Regions from separate parts of the Homo sapiens genome. Here region 1 is linked to region 2. A link is a contact called in ENCODE Hi-C or POLR2A ChIA-PET data. All regions are on one chromosome and are shown on one strand. The core of a region is the stretch at or near the end of the contact, and the rest is flanking DNA. Distances in the headings are between cores, read along the strand shown.

Region 1 (4,596 bases), core at 166-2,665, 42 kb after region 2:
AAGCCCAGTGGCCCCTCATCTGTTGGAGTCATTAAATCAAAGTAAACACTACCAACAATCTTAAGCCTCAAATCCTGATTCATCTTGACCATCCACTGGAAACGACAGGCTTCTTACAAAGTAAGAAATTTAAAAATTCTCCACAGGGAGTATGTCAGGTATCTGACAAATGTGGCCTCACCATTTTCTTTATGATAACCACATTTTCTTAATGCAAAGTTATAGCATTGAATATAGCATGAAGGTGCTCTTAGTAAGAGTTCTTAAATAAGAAGTTGATCAAAGAACAAAGAAACAAATTAATAATACTTATTTTCATCTAGTAAATGAATTTAACACAGCCTTTTCTATGATGAGGCAGAAACACAGAGATTTGTTTTTTATTTTTTATTTTTTTTTGAGATGGGAGTCTCGTTCTGTTGCCCAGGCTGTAGTGCAGTGGCACAATCTCGGCTCACTGCAACCTCTGCCTCCCAGGTTCAAGCAATTCTCCTGCCTCAGCCTCCTGAGTAGCTGGGACTACAGGTGCATACCACCATGCTGGGCTAATTTTTGTATTTTTAGTAGAGATAGGGCTTCATCATGTTGGCCAGGCTGGTCTCAAACTCCTGACCTCAGGTGATCAAGCCACCTTGGCCTCCCAAAGTGCTGGGATTACAGGCATGAGCCACCGTACCTGGCCAAGATTTATTTTACATTTGCTATTATTCATTGTAGTGGAAGTTGATCTCAGAACGAATGAATCAGTAGAGACCAGCACTGTGTCTCATTTTATCATGTTAGGAAGTGGTTGAAAATCTAAACCCTATCATTTATTTCAGTGAAAAGAAATATGCCTGAAAAGAACCATTAGCCAGGCTTATTCTACATGTATATGTTTTTATTTTTAGCATTTTGCAGCATTCTTAGTCAATTTTGCAGATAATTCAGGAAGCTATGTAAACATGGAATGTGCAGCATGAGTTTGGAGACCAAAGAAATCTCAAAAGGAATCATTTGGACATGTCTCCCATTTAATTAAATAAACAAACACCGGAGAGATCTGTGTTAGTGGAACCCATCTCATGAATGTATTAGGTAATGGTCACCACAAATGTGTTTTGTTAAAAATGGGCAGTTGGCTTCATTCATCTATTGAGAGACACCATCTCCCCATCCTCACCCTACAACAACAGTTGAAGTTCCTAAGATAATCTGGACATGAAACACAAAACTTTTCATGTAGATTAGTGACTTTTTCTTTTAAAATGAAATCTGGAGAAGTTAAGCCATTTAGATGGTTTTGCGGACAGCAGATGCATCATATCACAGACATGTCATGTGTACATAAAAAAAGTATGTGTTGTGGTAACTGCCAAGTCATTCACAGCCTAGGTTCCCCAAGGACAGGGGTTCAGCCATGGGGAGGCCAGAGAAAGGGTCATGATTCACTACGGCAGGGCCAGCGCTTGGACAGAGTTGCCTTTAATTGCCTGGTTGTCATCTCCCAGATACTCTCGGGTGACACTGTAGCTAGAGTAATGAAGAAAATAAATACACAGAATCTCATATATTCCTTGATCCTGAAATGCTCTATTTGCTCAATATTCATTAATGAGAGAAAAAATTAGATCATCTCTCATGTTTCACATTGATACCATATATCATTTTTGCTTGAGTATAAACTGACATATGTGTTCTTTCAATTATATGAAAAGCAAGATGTCAGATAGATTACATGTTTGCAATGATGCTGTTCTTTATGCTCACACTTTTGATTGGGAAAGTTTGCAGTTGAAAGGCAAGGGTAATCAGCTCAGAACAATCTGAATGGTAATTTTCTCTAGAGGTATAAAGTCATACTTTTGTCATTAAAAGGTCACATAGTTTGTGAACCTTTAAAAAAGGAACTTGAGGCCGAGGCGGGCAGATCACGAGGTCAGGAGATCGAGACCATCCTGGCTAACACGGTGAAACCCTGTCTGTACTAAAAATACAAAAAAAATTAGCCAGGCGTGGTGGTGGGCCCCTGTAGTCCCAGCTACTTGGGAGCCCGAAGCAGGAGAATGGTGTGAACCTGGGAGGCAGAGCTTGCCGTGAGTGAGATTGCGCCACTGCACTCCAGCTTGGGCAACAGGTGAGACTCCGTCTCAAAAAAAAAAAAAAAAAAAAGAACTTGATTCCATTTGGGTCTAGAATTTTTCATCATATTGCAGAAAGCAGCAAGAGGTAAGCCTGAAACACTTTAGTTTGGGTGTGATGGCATGTCAAGAGAAAACTGAGCTTTCCACTTGTATTCTCAATACCTCTCTGCATGTGGTGGAAGGGGGTTATCCTCATTCTGTCACTTAACAACAGCCATCGTTTAAGTGGCCACCACCAGATACAGGGACCACCCTAAGCTCTTTGCACACATTAGCACATTTAACATTTGCAACTACCTTTTGCCTTAAGTCTTATTGGCCCACACTTTTACAAATGAGAAAGGAGGCTTAATGGGACTAAGTATTATGCCCAGAATCAGGATTCACAGCCAGGTCTGTCTTGCTTCCAAACCCTGTGCTCTTGACCAGCTAAATATGCAATCACCTTCAGTCATTTTGTTTTGTGACTGCTTACTATTAAGACCACCTCTGATAGAAAGGAATAGGAAAGAGAGATGCTAGGACAAAGTGTTACCATTGCAAGTAAGGACGGCATACATGTGAGAAGGGAAGACTAGTGTCAAAAAGAGGTGGTCATCTTGTTGGGCGAGCCATGGCCAAATTCCTGCTTTCCCAGGGCTCGCTGCATTGTGACTTCAACCAAGGCCCATCCTTACTTGGTCAGACTCCAGCAGGAAAGGATTACCCAAAGCATGAAACAGAGAGCTTGGTCTCTTAGGTGGAAGAAGCTAATTCCTATGACACAGTATTTGAAAGGTGCCTGGTTACTTACTCTGAAAAGGTGTTGTCCCTGAGATGACTGGAGACACTAGTAGCACCAGAAGCCATTTTTTCAGTCACATGCTACTACTTATTACAGACATTCTCCATTATTTGAAAACTCCATATGTATACATTTCCTATGAAGGGATCTGTAACTTAGAAAAGGGTGTCTCCCAGTCAGAATGGCTATTATTAAAAAGTCACAAAATAACAGATGCTGGCAAGATTGTGGAGAAAAAGGAACACTTTTACACTGTGTGGGGAGTGTAAATTAGTGCAACCATTGTGGAAGACAGTGTGGTGATTCCTCAAATACCTAGAGACAGAAATACCCAGCAACCCCATTATTGGATATATGCTCAAAGAAATATAAATAATTCTATTATAAAGACACATTCACATGTATGTTCACTGCAGCACTATTCACAATAGCAAAGACATGGAATCAACCTAAATGCCTATCAGTGATAGACTGGATAAAGAAAATGTGGTACATATACACCATGGAAAAATAACTAATGGATAGTAGACTTAATACCTGGGTGATGAAATAATCTGTACAACCCCCATGACACATGTTTACCTATGTAACAAACCTGCACATCCTGCACGTTACCCCTGAACTTAAAAGTTTTAAAAAAAAGTGCTATGTATTCTTTTTTATTTTTTATTTATTTATTTATTTTGAGACAGAGTCTTACACCGTCTCCCGGGCTGGAGTGAAACAGGGCGATCTCGGCTCACTGCAACCTCTGCCTCCTGGGTTGACGGGATTCTCCTGCCTCAGCCTCCATAGTAGCTGGGATCACAGACGCACATCACCACACCCAGCTATTTTTTTGTATTTTTCGTAGAGATGGGGTTTCACCATGTTGGCCAGGCTGGTTTTGAACTCCTGACCTCATGATCCGCCCACCTCGGCCTCCCAAAGTGCTGGGATTATAGGCGTGAGCCATGGTGCCTGGCCCTGTGTATTCTTTATTGGGTAATTCCTAGATACTTCATGGGTTTTGTTACTCACTATTGTGAGTAATATCTTTTTTTGTCATATTCTAGTTGGTTATTATTGGTATAGAAAGTGCACAGCTGATTTATGTAAGCTGACCTTATATCAAATAACATTGTTGAACTCTCATATGAGCTCTAATTGTCATTGTTGAACTCTCACATAAGCTCTAAACTCTGCTAAGATTTTCTATGTTGGTAATTATATCATCTATAAATGATAACTATTCTGTCTCTTCCCTTCCAGTTTCTGTATCTTGTTTATTTTTCTTATTATATTGGCTAGAATCCCCAGTACAACGTTGAATCATTATTAAAACAAAGATAAAGGGCATCCTTAAATTTTCCTATATTTCAAAAGAAAAAAAGGTGTCTCTTTTTAAAAAAATCTGGAACCTAGATTCTGCTCTAAATTTTTTATTGACAGATAAGATTGTATGCATTTATCATGTATGACATGATGTTTTGAAGTACATATACATCGTGGGATGGCTAAAGCAAGCTAATTAATATATGCATTACCTATCATAGTGGTCATTTTTGTGGTGAGAATACTTAAAACCTACTCTCTTACCACTTTTCAAGAATACAATATATTGTTATGTAGTCATCATGTTGTACAATAGATCTCTTGAACTTATTCCTCTTATTTAAGTGAAAATTTGTAACCTTTGACCAACGTCTT
Region 2 (4,712 bases), core at 119-2,618:
GGGGACTTGGCCTGGCCAAAGCACAGTTCTGAAATCTTTTCTTTGTTGTCGAATTGTTAGAGTTTTAACAATGAAGCTAAAGGGGTTGCTTTTAGTGAGAGGTAGGAGAATAAAACTTCACAGGGGCACAGCAATTAGCGTGTGGACTAGATCCCTATGACGGAGAAAAACCTGCAGCATTTTGTAAGATGATTTATTAGACATGGGTAGAATTTGCTAGAAACCTACCAGGAGCAAATCATCTGGGAAGGAATTAATGATCCAAACAAAACACTTGATAATGCAATTAGAACTTGAGGAAACGTAGGGGTTTTTCAGAGAGAGAGAGGGGAGTTCATGTACATGACTTTGATTATGTCAAATGTAAGGCTGGAAAAAGGATGTTAACAAGTTTTTAAAGAGTAAAGTTATCAGAGGGTACAAGGAGATGACGGGGGTGACATTTATAGTTCTGATGCATCAGTGTAGTTATCAAGTGTGCCCAGCTGGGTGGAAATGCACTTGCAGCTTTGTCTCAGCAAAATGGTGTGTGGGTCTGAGAAACAGAAATGAGCATGCTGGAGGCAAAAATACGGATCCCCTGCACACGCAACGGCAGAGAACAGCCACCAGGAGAACGCGGTGTTTTTCTTTAGTTGCTTTAGGCAACACTAAGTTTCCCCCTGCTTTTGTTTGGGTCAGGGATTTTTTTTCCTTTAAATCTTTTCTCAGTTGAGTTTAAAACTGTGAGTATGAAGCTCTCTAAGCTTTTCTTTGACCTCGTTTCATCGTGCCTTACAGATGAGCTCATTGAAAAACGTGTTTTGCAGCGGTACCATCCGCTGAGTATGTCCAGAGGACATTTCTGGCCATATACGTGTCTTAATTGCTATCGCAGGCTTGGCATATCAACTATATCTGGGTCTAACATAGGCTATCTTTTGTTGATATAAACATATATGTTTTTAAATGTGTAATTTGAAAATATGTTCCCTTCATCAGCTTTTTAGTTTGGAGGGGGATGTGGTTAACATTTTTAATGACTTTCCAAAACATTTCTTCTTTAAAATATACATTGCAGAGTCATACACCACCATCCACACAGAGCTTTCATACTTTCCTAAGTGTTTTCACTTGCTTTAGCTCCAGGAATATGTGTCAAACTTGGGATAGCCCCTTAGAAACATGGCCCTCTCTGGATACGAGACAGTGTAGGACACAGATGCACATTAAAGTATTATCAGTGAAATGCTTTTCCTAGAAATCCATGACTCCTTCTGTCTTGGAGACTATGCCTGGCTGACACTGACTGCTCCATATTGAGATGACTCAGGAAGCCCAGCCTGGCCATCGTAACTGGGTCCCATCCTCTGTTTTGTTCCCCTTGCACTTGGCACTGGCCACCCCAAGTGCTGGCTGCGCTGGTGCATTTTCATCTGTGTGATAAAACTTGGTGGATGTTTTCCTCCATCTAAGACCAGGACCTTGTTAGTTGGACCACTGCAGTCCTGCCAGTGGATGCCCCTACTTGGCACACTGGAGGTGTCCAATAAATACCCTACTGAACAAATACTGAATCTGAGAATTTTCCCTAAAAGTACTGCATATTTCCACCACCATATATTGTTTTTAAGAAGCTTTGGCTTTACATACTTCTGTTGAAACCCTTATTCTCCACTGTTCCTTTCAAGAAAATGATGTAGCACCAATGATCTCTGAAGATGTCCACATAAGTTGACCTTTCTGGATCTATTCCCATCATTTTAACTGTCCCCCAAGAGACTTTCAACCCATAAAGATGACCCTCTTTGACCCAATTTTGGAAGCCTGGCTGCCCCCACCTTCTCTAGAAATGCTGGCTTTTTCCTTCAACCCCTAGATTGGCCTATTAGACAATAGAGTCATCTCCCCATATCCATGAGATATTGGCTCCAGTATCTTCCCAAATCCATGAATTCTCAAGTTCCTGATATAAAATGGCACACAGAGTATTTGCATCCTCCCATATAGTTTAAATCACATGGCCATATACTTGTCCTAATTGCTATTGTAGGCTTGGCATACCAACTACATCCTCCCATATACTTTACATCACCTCTAGATTATTTATAATACCTAATACAATGCCTACATCATGGGAATTCAACATAGTACTGGCATGTGGCAAATTCAAGTTTTGCTGTTTGGAACTTTGTGGAATTATTTTTTCCAAATATTTTTGATCATCAGTTGGTTGAATCCACAGATGAAGAACCCATAGATATGAAGTGCTGACTATATGCCCACATAAAGAGCCTACACTGTGCCATACGGGTTCCAGATACACTCACACACACATTAAAGCTCACCTGGACACTCCTAACACCCTAGGAGAAACAGCTCATATTCCTGAGCTTCAGAAGAAGAGTTTAAGGTTCAGAGAGGCCCAGAGACTCTTCCGGGGTCACTCAATGGCAGAGCCATAAAAAGAACCCAAGCCTTCCCCTTTTACAACTGAGGCTCTGAGGGAGAGGGAGGTCCTCTGAAGTAGGACATGAACACTGTGAGCAAGTGGCTATTTTAACCTGTCCCTCAGCACAGCATATGACCCGGAGAACATAGTAGGCACTCACTAAATGCTGCCTTTAAGACAATCAGGTGGTTCTAGACTGTGGTAACTTGCAAATGGAATCCTTCTCCTGCTTTAACAAAACAGGATGAACTTCCACTTGAGCAAGATATAAGATATCACCTTGATACCTCAATTTAACTGCTAAAGCTACAAAACTACTTCAATTTTTTTTGAGACAGAGTCTTGCTCTGTTGCCAGGCTGGAGTGCAGTGGCATGATCTCGGCTCACTGCAACCTCCGCCTCCCAGGTTCAAGCGATTCTCCTGCCTCAGCCTCCCAAGTAGCTGGGACTACAGGTGTGTGCCACCACGACCAGCTCTTTTTTTGTATTTTTAATAGAAACGGGGTTTCACCATGTTGGCCAGGATGGTCTCGATCCCCTGACCTCGTGATCTCCCCGCCTCAGCCTCCCAAAGTGCTGGGATTACAGGCGTGAGCCACCGTGCCTGGTCAAGTACTTCCATTTTACAGAGGAGAAAACTGGGCGGAGTTTCTTGTTTGGGTCTTTATATGATGTTTCTGCAGTAGAACCACATTCCTTTAGAGCCTTTACCCCACATTGTAATTATATTCTCAGCAGTGTAGTATTTAACTTCTGACCCCATCTCTCTCTAGAATGTAAGCCCCTTGAGGGCAGGGACTTTTCTTTCCATTGTACTACACTGGAACATTCCTCCAGAACACTAGAGGGAGATGCCCACTAATGTCTTTTAATGGAATGAGTGACAGGATGAGTGAGGGAGCCTGCCCAAAGTCACTGGAGTCAGACAGTCCTGTGTTATGATCTTGTCTCTGCAACTTACCAGCTGTGTGACTCCAGGCTGCTTTGTCAACTACTTTAACCCTCAGCTGTCTCATCTGTGAAATGGAAATAATAACTGTATCTATACTTTTAAGGGGCTGTGTGAGAAATACATGAGCTTTTGGATATAACTCATGCATTTAAAGCCTGTGCAGGATAAGTAACACTCAAAAGCTATTTATCTTTGTTCTTATGAGGACAGGAAAAAAAATCACTGAAATATTAATTTGGGTTGGCACTTGTTAATTCAAGGATAAAAAATACAACACTGGAACTGTGTCCTCCCTCCCCTGGCTTTCTTAACCATGGTTGGATATGGAGTAGAGTTGGTTCTGAGACTTCATGGACAACTTTGAGAAAAAGGATGCATGGACCCTTTTGGTCAATTTCTCAGTGGTGGTTGACTCCCTCCCTTTCCTCTTTGGGGAACAGCCACTACTTCCTGTTCCAATCCATGGCGCAACTTGGAACAAAAAGTTCAAGTTAATTTAACTGGGGAGGGAGAGATTAGACAGACATGCTAAACAACTCAAACTTTAAATACTGGGAAGTTTCCAGGTACTCAGTCCAATGCTATAAATCTTGGATTTAGAAAGTCGCCAGAGAGAGAAATAAAAAGGAGAAAATACCAAGCAAAGGAAACAGAGGTATCTCTTATTAAGGAATTAGTCCAGATAGGAACTTATCAATGGAGGCAGTTAGCTGCAACATATAGTAACTAGTATATAAAATGTACAGTATGTGCATTACAAGTTATTCCTGCCAGTCATCCCCTAACTAGATAAAAGGAACTTAATTTTGAATATAAAATACCATTGTGATTCTGAGGGGAAATAGCTGCTGCTTTTCATCTCCCGCTGCTAACTGAAATATTGTTATGAAGGATAGTAATTTCTCTGTTTTGAGACTCCCAAAATAGAAAACAGCTGCTTGATAAAGGAAAATTGGTTCATATTCTTTAGAGTTTTACTTTATTAAAGTGCATGTCACTTCTAATGTTATGTGCCACAACCACTGACACTTTTGGGCAAGGGAGGGGAATAATTGTCATGTGAGGCAAAACAGGAATGTGTCTGTGTTATGGTAAACTGCTTAACGCACTGGGAGAAAACTGTTATTCTCCCAGATGTCTAACAAATTACCTCTGTTTTCACTGGTTTAGTGCTGTGAATAGTAAGCATTTGTTTGCCGTATTTGGTTCATGTGTTGTTTGTTCACAAAAAAAGATAAACTTTTTGCTTAAGATTTATTTAGCTAGAAACATGTAAACTTAGGAAATGTGTTTATAAAAACATTAGTTCTAACTGTAGTCTTACAGAT

What was found. A loop is a pair of places that touch in the nucleus more often than their neighbours do. ChIA-PET counts read pairs that join two places held with the same protein, here RNA polymerase II (POLR2A).
Region 1: a map of tibial artery shows a loop between it and region 2 (4-fold over the local background). The contact joins two enhancer-like sites. A Hi-C loop is called at or near these places in 2 of 168 maps with a recorded cell type or tissue (astrocyte of the cerebellum and tibial artery) and 1 of 37 single-sample maps with no recorded cell type. POLR2A ChIA-PET finds 5 or more read pairs at or near these places in 2 of 52 experiments (activated CD4-positive, alpha-beta T cell and naive thymus-derived CD8-positive, alpha-beta T cell).

What each region holds. Positions count from the first base shown.
Region 1 is chr3:73,460,412-73,465,007 of GRCh38, forward strand. The region is part of intron 3 of PDZRN3 (PDZ domain containing ring finger 3); the gene reads right to left. Among named protein-coding and RNA genes, the nearest start is that of PDZRN3-AS1, 160 kb to the right of the region's middle. Within about 2 kb of position 1,416, at least 3 of the 41 ENCODE cell types and tissues checked have a DNase peak (open chromatin) inside an H3K27ac peak, as active enhancers do.
Region 2 is chr3:73,418,905-73,423,616 of GRCh38, forward strand. The region is part of intron 3 of PDZRN3 (PDZ domain containing ring finger 3); the gene reads right to left. Among named protein-coding and RNA genes, the nearest start is that of PDZRN3-AS1, 200 kb to the right of the region's middle. Within about 2 kb of position 1,369, at least 4 of the 41 ENCODE cell types and tissues checked have a DNase peak (open chromatin) inside an H3K27ac peak, as active enhancers do.